2 separate regions of the Homo sapiens genome follow, and region 2 is linked to region 1. Evidence: chromatin contacts called from ENCODE Hi-C or POLR2A ChIA-PET data. All regions are on one chromosome and are shown on one strand. Each heading gives the region's core, a stretch centred on a gene start or an enhancer-like site at or near the end of the contact. The rest is flanking DNA. Distances are from core to core; before and after follow the strand shown.

Region 1 (7,056 bases), core at 2,398-4,897:
ACCCTCCAGCTTGCACTCTCCCATCACCCTACCCACTAAATTGATATGGAATTTACTTCTCTGGAATCCTCAAAAATGATTTCTTCTTTCAGCCACATATTATGGATGTCTTAGGGTTTATTCCTGTTGAAGTCCCAAATGGTGTAATTTTTCAAGTCTTGGCATACATTGATTGTTATGTCCATCAGTATTCTGTGTTAAATAATGTTTTCATACATCCCATGGATATATAGGAAACAGCTCTGGGCTATACTCCAGAGTTCCCAGACTCAGGATCCACTTAAATAAAAATCTAGGTAAATTCCCTTTTAGTTTTATAATCCTTTTTTTTTTTTTTTTGAGACGAAGTCTTGCTCTTGTTTCCCAGGCTGGAGTGTAATGGCGCGATTCCGGGTTCCAGCGATTCTCCTGCCTCAGCCTCCCAAGTAGCTGGGATTACAGGCGCCTGCCAACACGCTTGGCTAATTTTTGTATTTTTAGTAGAGACGGGGTTTTACCATATTGGCGAGGCTGGTCTTGAACTCCTGACTTCAGGTGATCCACCCACCTCAGCCTCCCAAAGTGCTGGGATTACAGGTGTGAGCCACTGTGCCTGGCTGTTTTATAATCCTTCATAAGAAAGGACAAAATAAGGTTGAAAAAGAGTTAACATCCATTATGCTATTGTGTTTACTTTTGAAAGGCAGCAAACATAAAGCTAGGAGCTTGCCCTTCAACAAACAGCTTTAGTTGGGTCTGGTAGAGTCACCCTAAGAACTGGCTCTGCGCCCCTCACCTGGATTGCAGTCACTGCTTGCTCTCATCTGTTGTACATATTTAGCATTCATGAAATTTCTTTTAAATGATGTAACTGCTTTGAAAACATTTCAGAACAATTGCATTGAATTGAACTTTTGCATTAATGTGAGTCTTTCTGGGTTTTTTTTTTTTTTTTTTTTTGAAAGGAAGTCTTGCTCTTGTTCTCCAGACTGGAGTGCAATGGCACGATCTTGGCTCACTGCAACCTCCGCCTCTGGGGTTCAAGCGATTCTCTTGCCTCAGCCTCCTGAGTAGCTGGGATTACAGGCACCTGCCACCACGCCCAGCTAATTTTTGTATTTTTTGTTTGTTTGTTTTAGTAGAGACTGGGTTTTACCATGTTGGCCAGGCTGGTCTCCAACTGCTAACCTCAGGTGATCCGCCTGCCTCGGCCTCCTAAAGTGCTGGGATTACAGGCGTGAGCCACCGCGCCCAGCCGTCAGTGTACTTTAAGTATATTTTCATTATGCAATTAATTACAATATGGGAAGTCAGTTAACTAGGTTATTACTTTGTGAAGTAAAGTTAAACATCTGGTCATAGAATGACTTAAAAATGACAAATAAGGAAAAAAATACATATATATATATATAACATGAGGTAAAGTTAAACCCAGATAGAGGGTATCATTGCTTTCATGCGTGGACTTTGAAATTGCTTTTTATTCCTGAGACCTTTTCTAGTTCTCTAACATGTTCCCCAATAAACGAGGTTAGAGGATAACAATTCTAGAAAAGAAGGCAGCATCTCGTAAGTCATTCCACATTGCATACAGTAAGTGTGATTTCTAGCCATGCATCCTTTTAAAAAAATTCATCTTGCAATAAAAGAATTTGGAGAGCCTTTGGAATCTTGTATAAAGGAATTTTGCTGGCATAAAACATGCATTATGTATCACACTTGTATTTTAAAGCCCACTTGATGAAAGAGCAGCAGGTTGACAGTGGTTGACTCAACAACCTGCAATTTCTGATGTATAACTATGAGCAGTGGGATTATTCTTTGTAACTTGGTTATATGAAGTTTGAAGTTTTTCCTTTCAGTGCAGTGTTTCCTTTTTCTTGTTTGTTTGTTTCCTGAGTCTCACTCTGTCTCCCAGGCTGGAGTGCAGTAGCGCCATCTACAAGCCAATTGCTTGACTCTCCTTTGGGTGAGTGGCTAAGTAAGTTAACAAGTACAAACAACAGAAATGCTTTCTTTGAAAATGTGAGACTTCAATAATAGAATGTGAGTTAGAATAGCAATCTAATTTTATAATTGGAAGAATTCTTTTTTTTTTTTTTTGAGATGAAGTCTCACTTTGTCACCCGAGTTGGAGTGCAGTGGTGTGATCTCGGCTCACTGCAACCTCTGCTTCCCGGATTCAAATGATTCTCTGCCTCAGCCGCCCGAGTAGCTGGGATTACAGGTGCCCACCACCACACCCGGCTAATTTTTGTATTTTTACTAGAGACGGGGTTTCACCATGTTGACCGGGCTGTTCTTGAACTCCTGACCTCATGATCCACCCGCCTTGGCCTCCCAAAGTGCTGGGATTACAGGCATGAGGTACAGTGCCCGGCTCATTGCAGTGTTTCGATTGAAATTTTGCTGGCAGAGCGTGGTGGCTCACGCCTGTATTCCCAGCACTTTGGGAGGCCGAGACGGGCGGATCACGAGGTCAGGAGATCGAGAGCATCCTGGCTAACACGGTGAAACCCCGTCTCTAATAAAAATACAAAAAAAATTAGCTGGGTGTGGTGGCAGGCGCCTGTAGTCCCAGCTACTTGGGAGGCTGAGGCAGGAGAATGGCGTGAACCCGGGAGGCAGAGCTTGCAGTGAGCCGAGACCATGCCACTGCACTCCAGCCTGGGCGACAGAGCGAGACTCCATCTCAAAAAAAAAAAAAGCGCCTCTTAATAGAAGGTAATAGGAATAACAGCCATCCATATTACAACTGCTGCCTCTTTCCCATTGTCAGAAAAATAATAAATACAAAATTAGCTGGCTGTGGTGGCAGGCGCCTGTAATCCCAGCTACTCCGGAGGCTGAGGCAGGATAATCTTGAACCTGAGGCTTGAACCTGGGAGGCGGAGGTTGCGGTCAGCCCAGATGGCGTCATTGAACTCCAGCCTGGGCAACAAGAGTGAAACTCTCATCTCAAAAAAAAAGAAAACACAAACAAACAAACAAACAAAAAAACCCCTCTTGATCCTTTCTTTCCTTGTTCTCTAATCATAGGTTCTTTTTCCTAAAAGTGCTTTTGCAATCGGGTGAAATGTGTGACCCCTTCTTAAAATATTTCCAAATACTTTTTTAAGTAAAATACCCAGGATTACAGAGGGGACCCATGACATTGAAATATAGCCATCAAAATGATAAAGAACAAATTTGTGATATGGTAATATGTTTCTTTGTCCTTTGTTGAATAACAAGTCCTCATAGTGGGTCTAATTATTGTAATTTTAAAATAATGATGTTATTTCAAGATAATCTGCAACCACTGTAAATCAGTATAAGAGTATTTGCAATTTTTTGTGTTGATACCAAACTCACACAGAATTACATTTTTGGTGTGTGGCGTATATTCAAAATATAAGGGAATGTTACATTTCAGCAAGAGATTGGTGAAAGTGAATATGGGACTGTTTCCCTATTCAAGTTCACAGACTTCAGAACCTCTGAGAATCTCTTTTCCTTCTTCCTGCAGTTGCTGCCTTTGTCTGGAGCTATCCCACTGTTGTCAGGGGAGTCTTACCTTGGCCTTAGCTTCGGTGTCATTTCCTCGAGGAGACATGTCTAGGTTAGGAGCCCATGTTAAACATGCCCATAGCTGCACCCTCTACTCATTTCAGCACTTTGAATCATGGACATTTATGAAAAGCATTGTATAATACCCACTTCCCCATTTGTGAGCTCTGTGAGCTTTCGGGGTGTGGTGACTGTTTCTGCCCCATTTACCGTTGATCTGCCAGTACCTAGCACAGTGTCACAGGCAGCCTTTGAATACTTGTATCTTGGATGACACAAATAGCAGTTGAGGCAGATGGAACAAAGCTTGTGAGAAAAGCTCAGGAGGTGTGACAGTCCCAAAGAGTGACCACCACGGCAAAGGGGAAGGCACATTGGTGGTATGGTGGCATATTAGGCCATTCTTGGATTGCTCTAAGGAATACCTCAGATTGGGTAATTTATAAAGAAAAGAGGTTTAATTGGCTCTTAGTTTGCAGGCTGTACACAAAACATGGCTGCTTAGCTTCTGGGGAAGCCTCTGGGAGTTTTTGCTCATGGCAGAAGGTGGGAGGGGTGGGAGCAGGCACCTCACATGGTCAGGAGGTGGGGGTTGGAGAAAAGGGGAGATGCCACACAATTTTTAAACACCCAGATATCACAAGAACTCTCATTCACGATTGCTAGGACAGCACCAAGCCATGAGGGATCCACCCCTATGACCCAGACACTTCCTGCCAGGCCCTGTCCCCCAACACTGGACATTACATTTCAACATGAAATTTGAGTGGGGACAAATATCTGAACTATATCAAGCGAGTGCCCAACGTTATTACTTGTTTGTCTGAATCTTTGCAGTGGAATATAAGATCCACAAGGGTGGGATTTTATATGTTAGCTGTTTATAGTTTATATGAAGATAGTCTGATTGTTTCTCAGTGGCTCACACATAGTAAGTGGCCAGTATGTTTCACATGTATTATATCAGTGTGTACTTTATTCAGGCCTCAGCTTGATCCTTTGCAAAAATGAGGGAGTTCCCTCCTAAGACCCCTTTGAGCTTCTATTGAAGTCTTTTTCTTCTCTCTACAGTTAAAGGAGATCTTATTGTAGGGCATAACTAGGCCCTGTGGGGTTACAATGGTGAATCTTACTTGGATTTTGCCTCCTGGCGAGGTGAAGAAGGGTCTACCCTTAAAGCAGCTAGTAAGCTCTGGTACCCAAGCCGGAGATGAGTCAGCTTCTCTCGTTAGTGAGCAGTGGATAGTGGAGCTCAGACTGAGGGACTGGGGGCAAGGAGCAGGGGTGGTTGTCCAAGCCACGGAGGGAGGAGAAGTGTCACCACTGGGGACAGCACAGACAAATGAATGATCTTGATTGGGGTTGGTGAAACCCCGTTAACAGTTAATCCAACGAGGTGGCACTTGAGCTGGGGCTTGAAGAAGTGAATATGATTTCCTCCAGCAGAAGGGTAAGTCCAAGGGAAGCATCGAGGGACACAAGAATAATGAAGAGTCAGCACCATAAGGCAGGGCGAGAGCAAAATAAATAAATAAAAAAGAATAATGAAAAATAGTTAAGAATGGTGCATGCAGAACACTGTCAGCAGTAGTCTGGTGTCCTTCTTTTGTGGGTAACTGTCTAAAAAGAAAATCTTTTATTTTGTTACATAAAGCCAATTCTTCTATTTTTTAAATCGTTTGTTACTATTATATTAAAATAGAGACAGGTCTTGCTGTGTTGCCCAGGCTGGTCTCAAACTCCTGGGCTCAAGCAATCCTCCCGCTTCGGCCTCTTAAAGTGCTGGGATTACAGGCATGAGCCACTGCCCAGCCCCTTCTTACTCTTTAAATTGTAAAAAAAAAAAACCATGTTTTAAGGCCGGGCGCAGTGAGTCACATCTGTAATCCCAGCACTTTGGGAGGATGAGGTGGGTCACTTGAGGTCAGGAGTTTGAGACCAGCTTTGTCAACAAGGTAAAACCCTGTCTCTACTAAAAATACACACGGGCGTGGTGGTGTATTCCTGTAATCCCAGCTGTTCAGGAGGCTGAGGCAGGAGAATCACTTGAACCCAGGAGGCGGAGGTTGCAGTAAGCTGAGATGGTGCCACTGCACTCCAGCCTGGGTGAGAGAGTGAGACTCTGTCTCAAAAAAACAAAAATAAAAAACATGATATAATTGGGACAAGAAGCACTGTGTATTGCACTTGGCAAAATTGTGGAATGTACAAGTCACTAAACCACTTGTCTTCATGGAAAGAAGGAGGGAGAAGATTTTAAATTTTTCTCAGACAAATTAGTGAGCTTCTATTGCTGTATAATTGACAGTCAAATGCACCCATTTCAAGCATACAGTTTTGTTAATTATACATACCTATGTAATCACCACCCAATTGAAATAGAGAATATTTTCATTACTCCAAATGTGTTTCCTCATCCCCTCCCAGCCACTGTTTTGATATCTGTCACTATAGCTTGTCCATTATTTTCAGCATAATGGTCTCAGATTATTCATGTTGTTGTATTTATCAGTTCATTTCATTTCATTGCCAAATAATACTTCATCGTATGGACATACCACAATTTATTGATGTGCTGGCTGATAAACTTTAGATTGTTTCCCATTTTTGGCTGTTATTGCTGTGAACATTAGTGTTCAAGACTCTTTGTAGTCATGTTTTCCTTTCTTGTGGGTAAATACTTAGGTGTGTAATTGCTGGGCCATAAAGTAGTCTTTGTTGAGGATTATAAGAAACTGCCACACTTCTCCAATGTCCTTGAACCATTTTGCAAGTGTTCCAGTTGTTCCACATCCTTGACAGCTTGGTATTGTCAGCCTGACTGCTTTCTGTACACAGTTTGTAGGGTTAGTATTTGGCCAGAATCAATCTCATGTGATGAAGGGTTGCTGAATAGTTTTTGGATGTTTTTTTCCCCCCCAAGACAGTGCCTTGCGCTGTCACCCAGGCTGGAGTGCAGTGGCACAATCTTGGCTCACTGCAAGCTCCACCTCCCGGGTTCATGCCATTCTCCTGCCTCAGCCTCCTGAGTAGCTGGGACTACAGGCGCCCACCGCCACGCCCAGTTAATTTTTTTTGTATTTTTAGTAGAGATGAGGTTTCACCATGTTAGCCAGTATGGTCTCGATCTGCTGACCTCGTGATCCGCCTGCCTCGGCCTCCCAGAGTGCTGGGATTACAGGCGTGAGGCACTGAGCCTGGCCTAGTTTTTGGATGTTTAAAAATATTTTGAAAATTCACGAGGCCAGGTGCTGTGTGTAAGCCCAGCCCTTTGGGAGGCTGAGGCAGTGCGAGATCATTTGAACTCAGGAGTTTGAGACCAGCCTGGACAACATAGCAAAACTGTGTCTCCACCAAAAATTAAAAAAAATTAATCAGCCGTGGCGGTGCATGCTTGTAGTCTCAGTTACTCAGGACGTTGCGGTGGGAGATTGCTTGAGCCCAGGAGTTCAAGGCTGTTGTGAGCCGTGATTGCACCATTTCATTCCAGCCTGGGTAATAGAGCGAGACCCTGTCTCAAAAAAATAA
Region 2 (7,057 bases), core at 389-2,888, 130 kb after region 1:
TAGATATTTTTGCTGGGTATAAAATTTTAGGTTAATAGTCATTCACCATCAGTACTTCAGTGACACTGCCCCACTGTCCCGATGTGCATCATTTCTGATGAGAATCCTGTTGTTATTTTCATAGCTTTGTAGGAGCAATCATTTACCACAATTTTCTTTTGAATCCCTTACTGGTTTTAGGCAATTTGATACGATGTGCCTTGGCAGTTTTTATTTCCAGAGTTTGAGATTCATTGAGTGTATTAGGTTTGTAGATTTCATTTACTATGGAAAAATTAGAGCCATTATTATTTCAAATATTTTCGTGTGCATTCGTCTCCCCTTTGGGGACCTAATTTTCATATATATTACTCTGAAGTTGTCCCATAGCTCATGTGTTTTGTTCCTTTTTTGATCTGTATGTTGCATTTTAGATAGTTTATACCCTAAATCTGCTGGTAAGACTATTGAATATATCTTTTATCTCAGACATTGTTATTATATTTTAGAAGTTACAGCTGGGCACGCCTGTAATCCTAGCACTTCGGGAGGCCGAGGCGGGTGGATCACCAGGTCAGGAGTTCAAGACCTTCCTGGCCAACATGGTGAAACCCTGTCTCTACTAAAAATACAAAAATTAGCTGGGCGTGGTGGTGCGCATCTGTAATCCCAGCTACTCAGGAGGCTGAGGCAGGAGAATTGCTTGAACCCAGGAGGCGGAGGTTGCAGTGAGCCAAGATCACACCACTGCACTACAGCCTGGGTGACAGAGCAAGACTCCATAAAAAAAAAAAAAAGAAGTTAGATTTTGGTCTTTCCATAATCTTCAGTGTCTCTAGTAATATGCTTATTCTTTGGTGTTTCTTGAACATGTGGAGTACAGTTACAAGAGATATTTGAGTATATGTGCTATTTTTGTCTTCCATTATTTACAAAACAGTTTTGATTGATTAATCTTCCTCCTCATCAGTCATATTTTCCTGCATCTTTGCATGTCTGGTAGCTTTTTATTACTTGACAGACACTAAATTTTTCTCTGGCTGTGGGAAATGTTCGTATTTCTCTACATATTCTTGAGCATTGTTCTGAGATCTGATTATTAGGGAACAGTTTGATCTGTTTGGATCTTGGTTTCAAGCATGGTTAGGTAGGGCCAAAGCAGTGTTTACTGTGAGGCATTGTTTCCCTGCTACTCAGGCAAAAACCCTTACGAGTATTTTACTTGATGTCCTATGGATTATGTTTACCATGTAGGCTAGTAAGAATGGGCACTATTCCTGGTGCTTTTACAATTTGGATACTGTTCCTGCTAATCCTTTCTGGAAATACTTTCTCTTGGGTAGCTTCCTAACACAAATGTGCTTGTTAGTACTCAGCGGAAGACATGAGGAGCGCCTTTGGCAGATTCCATTGTTGTCTGTGTGGCTCTGGCCTCTGCTGTGCTCTGCCTTACACATTATATCACCTTGGCCTCCCCTTGTGTTTCTCAACCCCGGCTCTGCTTGCCCTTTCCGTAACTGCTGCAGCCTGGACATTCTCTCAGGGCAGTGAGCTGGAGGGATCATTTGTTTTCCATCCGTCAGGGATCACAGTATGTTGCTATATGGTGGCCGTTGTTTTGTGTGGATTTTTAGTTCTTTCAGACAGGCAAGAGGTATAAATCCTGTCTAGCTTCACTAAAAGCGGAAGTTCTTTCTGTTCTTTGAATGTTGAATGAGAGTGTGAGAGAGACACGTACCATCAGGAAATGGAACTAGCCACGGTCATAGCTTTTCATTTAGTTTTGTTAGTCTTTAAAAAAAAAAAAAGGTGAACAGCGTAAGTAAGCCCTGACTCCAAGAAAAAAAATTCAAAATTAATAAACATAAGCATTCGGCCTATAATAAAAATAGTAAACTCCATTCCATAATAAAGCCTGTGACTATTAGAAGTCCTTCTTTGAAGCTATGTAATCTGTCTCTTCCGTTAGGAAGAACTGACCTTAGCCTAGATAATATTGTGCTAAAAATTTTTACCTTAATTCTTTTGAAATACCTGTTTTTAAGGTTTTACCACCCTCACTTGGCAGCTGAGTTAATAGGATTTGGATCTAAGCTTTCACATCTATAATGCCTGGACTTTGCCACTGTACCATGTCACCTTCCATAAGTTGTAGCAAATGTAGGTCTGAATTTTCAGGTGTGTGCATCTGGACAGCAGTTGGCTTGGTGAGCTGTACTGGGGGTGGGGGTGCAGTTTGAACTGGGGTCTGGCCTGGTCCACAACTGTGCTGAGGGGCACCTCTTGCTGTCATGCCTAGTGTTACTCTTCAGCTGACCTCTTCTAGTAAATAATCTCTTCTGCCAAGGGATGTATTCCTTCTTTTCTGAAGTACATGAAATGCCTTGCTTCATTATAAACTGAGCGATGGATAGAAAGGGGAAAAGTTTTAGCTTATCTTGAGCAGAACCTACAGCTCCCGAAATCCTCTCTTGGGTCCTCCAATGTTAGAGGTCCTTTTGTTTAAGGACCCTGGAGAGAAGCGCGTCCAGGAGAGGGCCCAGCTCAGCTGACTGTTGTTTCAGGTAGCTGCTGCAAGTAGATCTGTGATTACTTGTTGATTTTAGTGGGTGGTTCTCTGTCCTTCTGGACGAATACTCTTTTTCTTTACTTTTCCTGCAGTGAGCTGGAGTTGGTAGGTTTGGGGTGGCTCACATCACAGTGCTTGCTTGTGCATATTCACCTTTCCCATGGAAATCTTCCAAGTGTGGGAGGGAAGTTTGTATTTCACGCACTGTGCCTTCACCTTGATCAGCAAGGTGAACCTGAGTTCCTGGGTTTCAGTGTCTGAGGTTGGATAGCACAGAGCTAAGGAAGCGTTTTCTGAGTGTGCCAGCAATTCTCGCTGGGCTGTGCATGCTCTGTTTCCTGGAGGCTGCACATGCTGCTCATCGACATTCGTGGTCAGGTTCTTTCCCTGCAGCAAAAACCCTTGGTTCAGACCTCATTTAACTCACAATTTCTCACCTCTGCTCTAGGGGTACCCAAGATGGTGGCTGTGTCTCCCCACTTCTGCTTCCCCATCAGGAAATAGAGCCCCACCATGGGTGTCTACACAATAGATGAAGCTGGTCAAATAAACACGAAATCTGACTGGTTTTGTGTGGGCTTCCCCGCTCCCCCTCCCTCTCTCAGAATTTTAAGTGCTTGGCAGAATACTGCTTATGTGACTCTGTTTTGGGATTATAAAACAATCTTTTGTATTGCTCCAGTTTACAGGAAGCAGCTCCTTTTTTCTCATTAATGACGCCTGTTGTTGAGTCCATCTTGTCTTCTCATGGGTTAGGCCTACTTGACTATGCTATCAAGGCTTACAGGTGTAGCCTAGTCTTTTTTTTTTTTTTTTTTTTAAACATTTATTTGAGACAGGGCCTGGCTCTGTTGCCCAGGCTGGAGTGCAGTGTTACGATATCGGCACACTGTAACCTCCGCGTCCTGGGTGCAAGTGATCCTCCTGTCTCAGCCTCCAAGTAGGTGGGACTACAGGTATGTGCCACCACGTCCAGCTAATTATTTTCATTTTTTGTAGAAGTAGGTTTTCACCATGTTGCTCAGGCTGGTCTCGAACTCCTGGGCTTGGTTGATCTGCCTGACTCAGCCTCCCATTGTTGGGATTACAGGTGTGAGCCACTATGCCTGGCCTGCATCCCAGTCATCTGTCATTGGAAAGAAAGCTGAGGTCCAGCTCGTTTTTTGAGGTTGGGGACAGGATAGTGGTTTTGGCTTTTGGGAAGAATTGTGCAACTACTAAATTCAGAAGGATTAATATAGGAGGTAGAGTTCAACATCACAGAAGGAAGAGTTTGGATGGGGAATGTGGTTTGTTGGTGTAACACTGTGGGGCAAGTTGTTCCTGAGTCATGGGACAAAGACAGGCTGGTATTTTAAGTTCACTTTTATGGGTCATGTGTGGGTAGATTTGTGTGGCTTACGTGGCAGGATGGACTGCAGGTTCCATTTCAAATTGTTACTACCTAGATCAGGATAATTAAGTCTGAGAGGTACCTCTGTATGCTTGACCTCACCCTGGGCTGAGCACGTACGTTTTATCCTTGGTATGGGATATCTGTTTGCAGGATGCTGGAGAAGCTTGTCACTTCTCATCTCCACTCCTTGCTGGCCTCTGCTTCCCTTGGGGCCGTGATAGGGAAGAGGTGTGAACATGTGTCTGGTGACCAGTGTTTTGGGTTCCTGCAACTGTGAATACCTTTATGGTGCTGCTGTGCCTTTGCAGGTGCCCTGTCTTTGGGTGGAGCTCCGTTTTTGTTTTCCCCAAGACACCTCCTCTCCCGGAGGGTCTTTTTGTTAACCTCTGGTCCCTTTCTCTAGTGGTCAGGCTTCATCCCCTCGTTGGTCTGCGTTGTTTGGCCAGTACTTACTACTTTCACTGCTTAGACATCTGAGCCCGCATTCCTAAACTCTTTCTGGGAGGCACACAGACGTGGATAGACCTGTATGTATTCATCCCTGGCTGCCTCTTTTTTTTTTTTTTTTAAGAGATGGGGTCTTGCTTTGTTGCCCACATTAGTCTCAAACTCCCAGCCTCAAGTGATCCTCCTGCCTCGGCCTCCCAAATTTCTGGAATTACAGTCATGAGCCACTGTGCCTGGCCATTGACTGTCTCTTGATCTTCAAGCCCTTCTTGGCTTATTTTGATTTGGAATTGATTTACACCAGGAGGAGTTCTCCCTCCACAATCCTCCAAATGTTGTGGCTTAGTGTCAAACATGTTTTTCTAGCCCAGTCTTATAATTAACCCTTTGATTAGAAATTAGGAGAAAAGAGCAAAATTTATGATTATAGATTCATATAGACTGGGCTTGAATCTAAAGTAATACTCTGTCCCTGGGGGAGTCAGTTATCTGAAAGAAGAGCAATTTTGCAGAGTGGCTCTGTTGATGTTAATAACAGCAAACACTTGGCCAGGCGTGGTGGCTCACGCCTGTAATCCCAGCACTTTGGGGGGCTGAGTTGGGCGGATCACCTGAGGTCGGGAGTTCGAGACCAGTGTGACCAACATGGAGAACCCCTGCCTCCACTAAAAAAATACAAAATTAGCTTGGTGTGGTGGCGCATCCTTGTAATCCCAGCTACTCAGGAGGCTGAGGCAGGAGAATCGCTTGAACCAAGGAGGCGGAGGTTGCGGTGAGCTGAGATCGTGCCATTGCACTCCAGCCTGGGCAACAAGAGCAAAACTCTGTCTCAAACAAAACAAAACAACAACAACAACAACAAACCAGCAAACACTTACATAGCATTTATGATGTGCTGTCCACTTCCACTGTTTTACATTCCTTACATATGTTAGCCCATTTTATTCTCATAGCAAAATCATTAAGATACGTTATTTTATTATCATCCCCATCCTACCGATGAGAACACTGAGGCACAGAAGACTATACTTGTCTGGGAGACAAGGCTCCCGGTATGTAATACAGACTCAGTAAATGATGTCTGCTCACCTTAAATAAGTCAATGAAGAGCCATCATAATGTACTGATGACAAACAGAGAATAGTATAGTTGTACCTTCAAAATTTTTGGAGTGGCCTGAGAATTCTGGGGTGTGGCAAAGTGATTCCATTTTAACCTTCAGAGGATTGTGACCTCCAAGGAGCACATATGCATAGGTGCTAATTTGTAAATGAAAACGCATGCTAATAGTTTTCTCAGGTGCTGAGATGCAGCTACATATGATTGATTTAAGCCTGTTTTGAGCCACAGAAATCTGCATCCCAGGGAAAGTAGAGAAGTAAATAATTTTTGTTGCGGTGTACTGTGGTATGAATGTGCCCCCCAAATTTCATGTGTTAGAAACTTGTTCCCCAATGTAGAGGTGTTGGGGTCATGAGGGCTGCACCCTCTTGAGTGGATTAATACCTTTATCGTGGGAGTGGATTCATACCTTTATCATGGGAGTGGATTCCTTATAGAAGGACAAGATAGGCCCCCTTTTGTCTCTCTTGCCATATGTTGCCTTCTACTCTACTATGTTAGGTAATGGCATGAAGGCCATCACCATATGCCTGTCCATCAGTCTTTAAAATGGTGAGAAATAAATTTCTGTTCTTTATATGTTACGCAGTGTTAAGCATTCTGTAATAGAAGCCTCAAATGGACTAAGAGCGCAAGTGTGCTGCAAAAGAAAGATGCGTGAAGTTTGTGGAACACAAGCAGAGTGACTAGGGAAATTGCGGCAGCTTCAATATGGTCATGTGTGCACTTCATTTTCCCATATCTGGGAGATGTAATAAGAGCGAGAAAAGGAGGAGACCCTTTTAGTATTGTGCTTTTCTGGGTAAGTCAGTCCTCTTTGACGTCCTAATAGCATGATGTGAGCTGCCAGCTGTGGGTTTCTCAGCCAATCTAATGCAGGGAAACAGGCCTGTACCTGTTTCTGTGAACATGGTAGCTGGGTGCAGTGCAGTTATAGTAATAACATGATGAGCTTCTTGAGTACTGGGCAGTTTGCCTTGGGAGGGGACAGCAGCTACTTGAGACCTGCCACTCAGGAAGGGCCAGAGTTTTCGAGATTGTGACTCTTAATAATCCTCGAGTGGGGCCGAGGTTTGACAAGTGAAGGGTTCTTTGTGCTTCTTAACAGGCTGCTTCTAGAAGGCTTTGTGTGCTTCAGGGCATTCTCTTTACCGATGGACTTCACAAGCTGGCTGAGAGAGAAGGCAGGATTGAATTATAAACTTTTCTTTACCAAGATGGTGAGCTGGAGGCAAGATGGTTAGTTGATATTCAAAAGGACGCACGTGGATGTTGGGCAGGCTGCACATTGGACAGGCCCAGCTAGGCAGACTGGAAATGACCAAGAACCCAGGTAGTTTGTAGAATTAAATGAAATAACCTGTCTCCACACTATGTAGGAGGTTACTATGCTTAAGTGTTGGCTCCCAAATCAGTCTAAGCCAAGATGTGCTCAGAGGCACTGAATCAATATTTGTTGAATGGATGTGGACTGACAGCACTAGCTTCCTTCAGTTATAGTAGGGAGTGGAAGAGCTCCAAGAGGGTTTCCTGTCTTCACCTTA

The links. Hi-C counts contacts between places; a loop is a spot of excess contacts on that map. ChIA-PET counts read pairs that join two places held with the same protein, here RNA polymerase II (POLR2A). Pooled maps may share reads with other maps.
Region 2: a loop to region 1 is called in a pooled map, with 2.1 times the contacts of the local background. The contact joins two enhancer-like sites. A Hi-C loop is called at or near these places in 2 of 37 single-sample maps with no recorded cell type and 4 of 50 pooled maps. POLR2A ChIA-PET finds 5 or more read pairs at or near these places in 9 of 52 experiments (CD8-positive, alpha-beta memory T cell, GM12878, PC-3 and 6 more).

What each region holds. Positions count from the first base shown.
Region 1 is chr6:15,284,189-15,291,244 of GRCh38, forward strand. All of the region lies in intron 1 of JARID2 (jumonji and AT-rich interaction domain containing 2), which reads left to right. Among named protein-coding and RNA genes, the nearest start is that of JARID2-AS1, 39 kb to the left of the region's middle. RefSeq lists enhancers at 3,558-3,607, 3,628-3,677. Within about 2 kb of position 3,648, at least 3 of the 41 ENCODE cell types and tissues checked have a DNase peak (open chromatin) inside an H3K27ac peak, as active enhancers do; they include GM12878, where a contact is called at or near this core.
Region 2 is chr6:15,419,638-15,426,694 of GRCh38, forward strand. All of the region lies in intron 3 of JARID2 (jumonji and AT-rich interaction domain containing 2), which reads left to right. Among named protein-coding and RNA genes, the nearest start is that of DTNBP1-AS1, 120 kb to the right of the region's middle. RefSeq lists an enhancer at 2,863-2,922. Within about 2 kb of position 1,639, at least 8 of the 41 ENCODE cell types and tissues checked have a DNase peak (open chromatin) inside an H3K27ac peak, as active enhancers do; they include GM12878, where a contact is called at or near this core.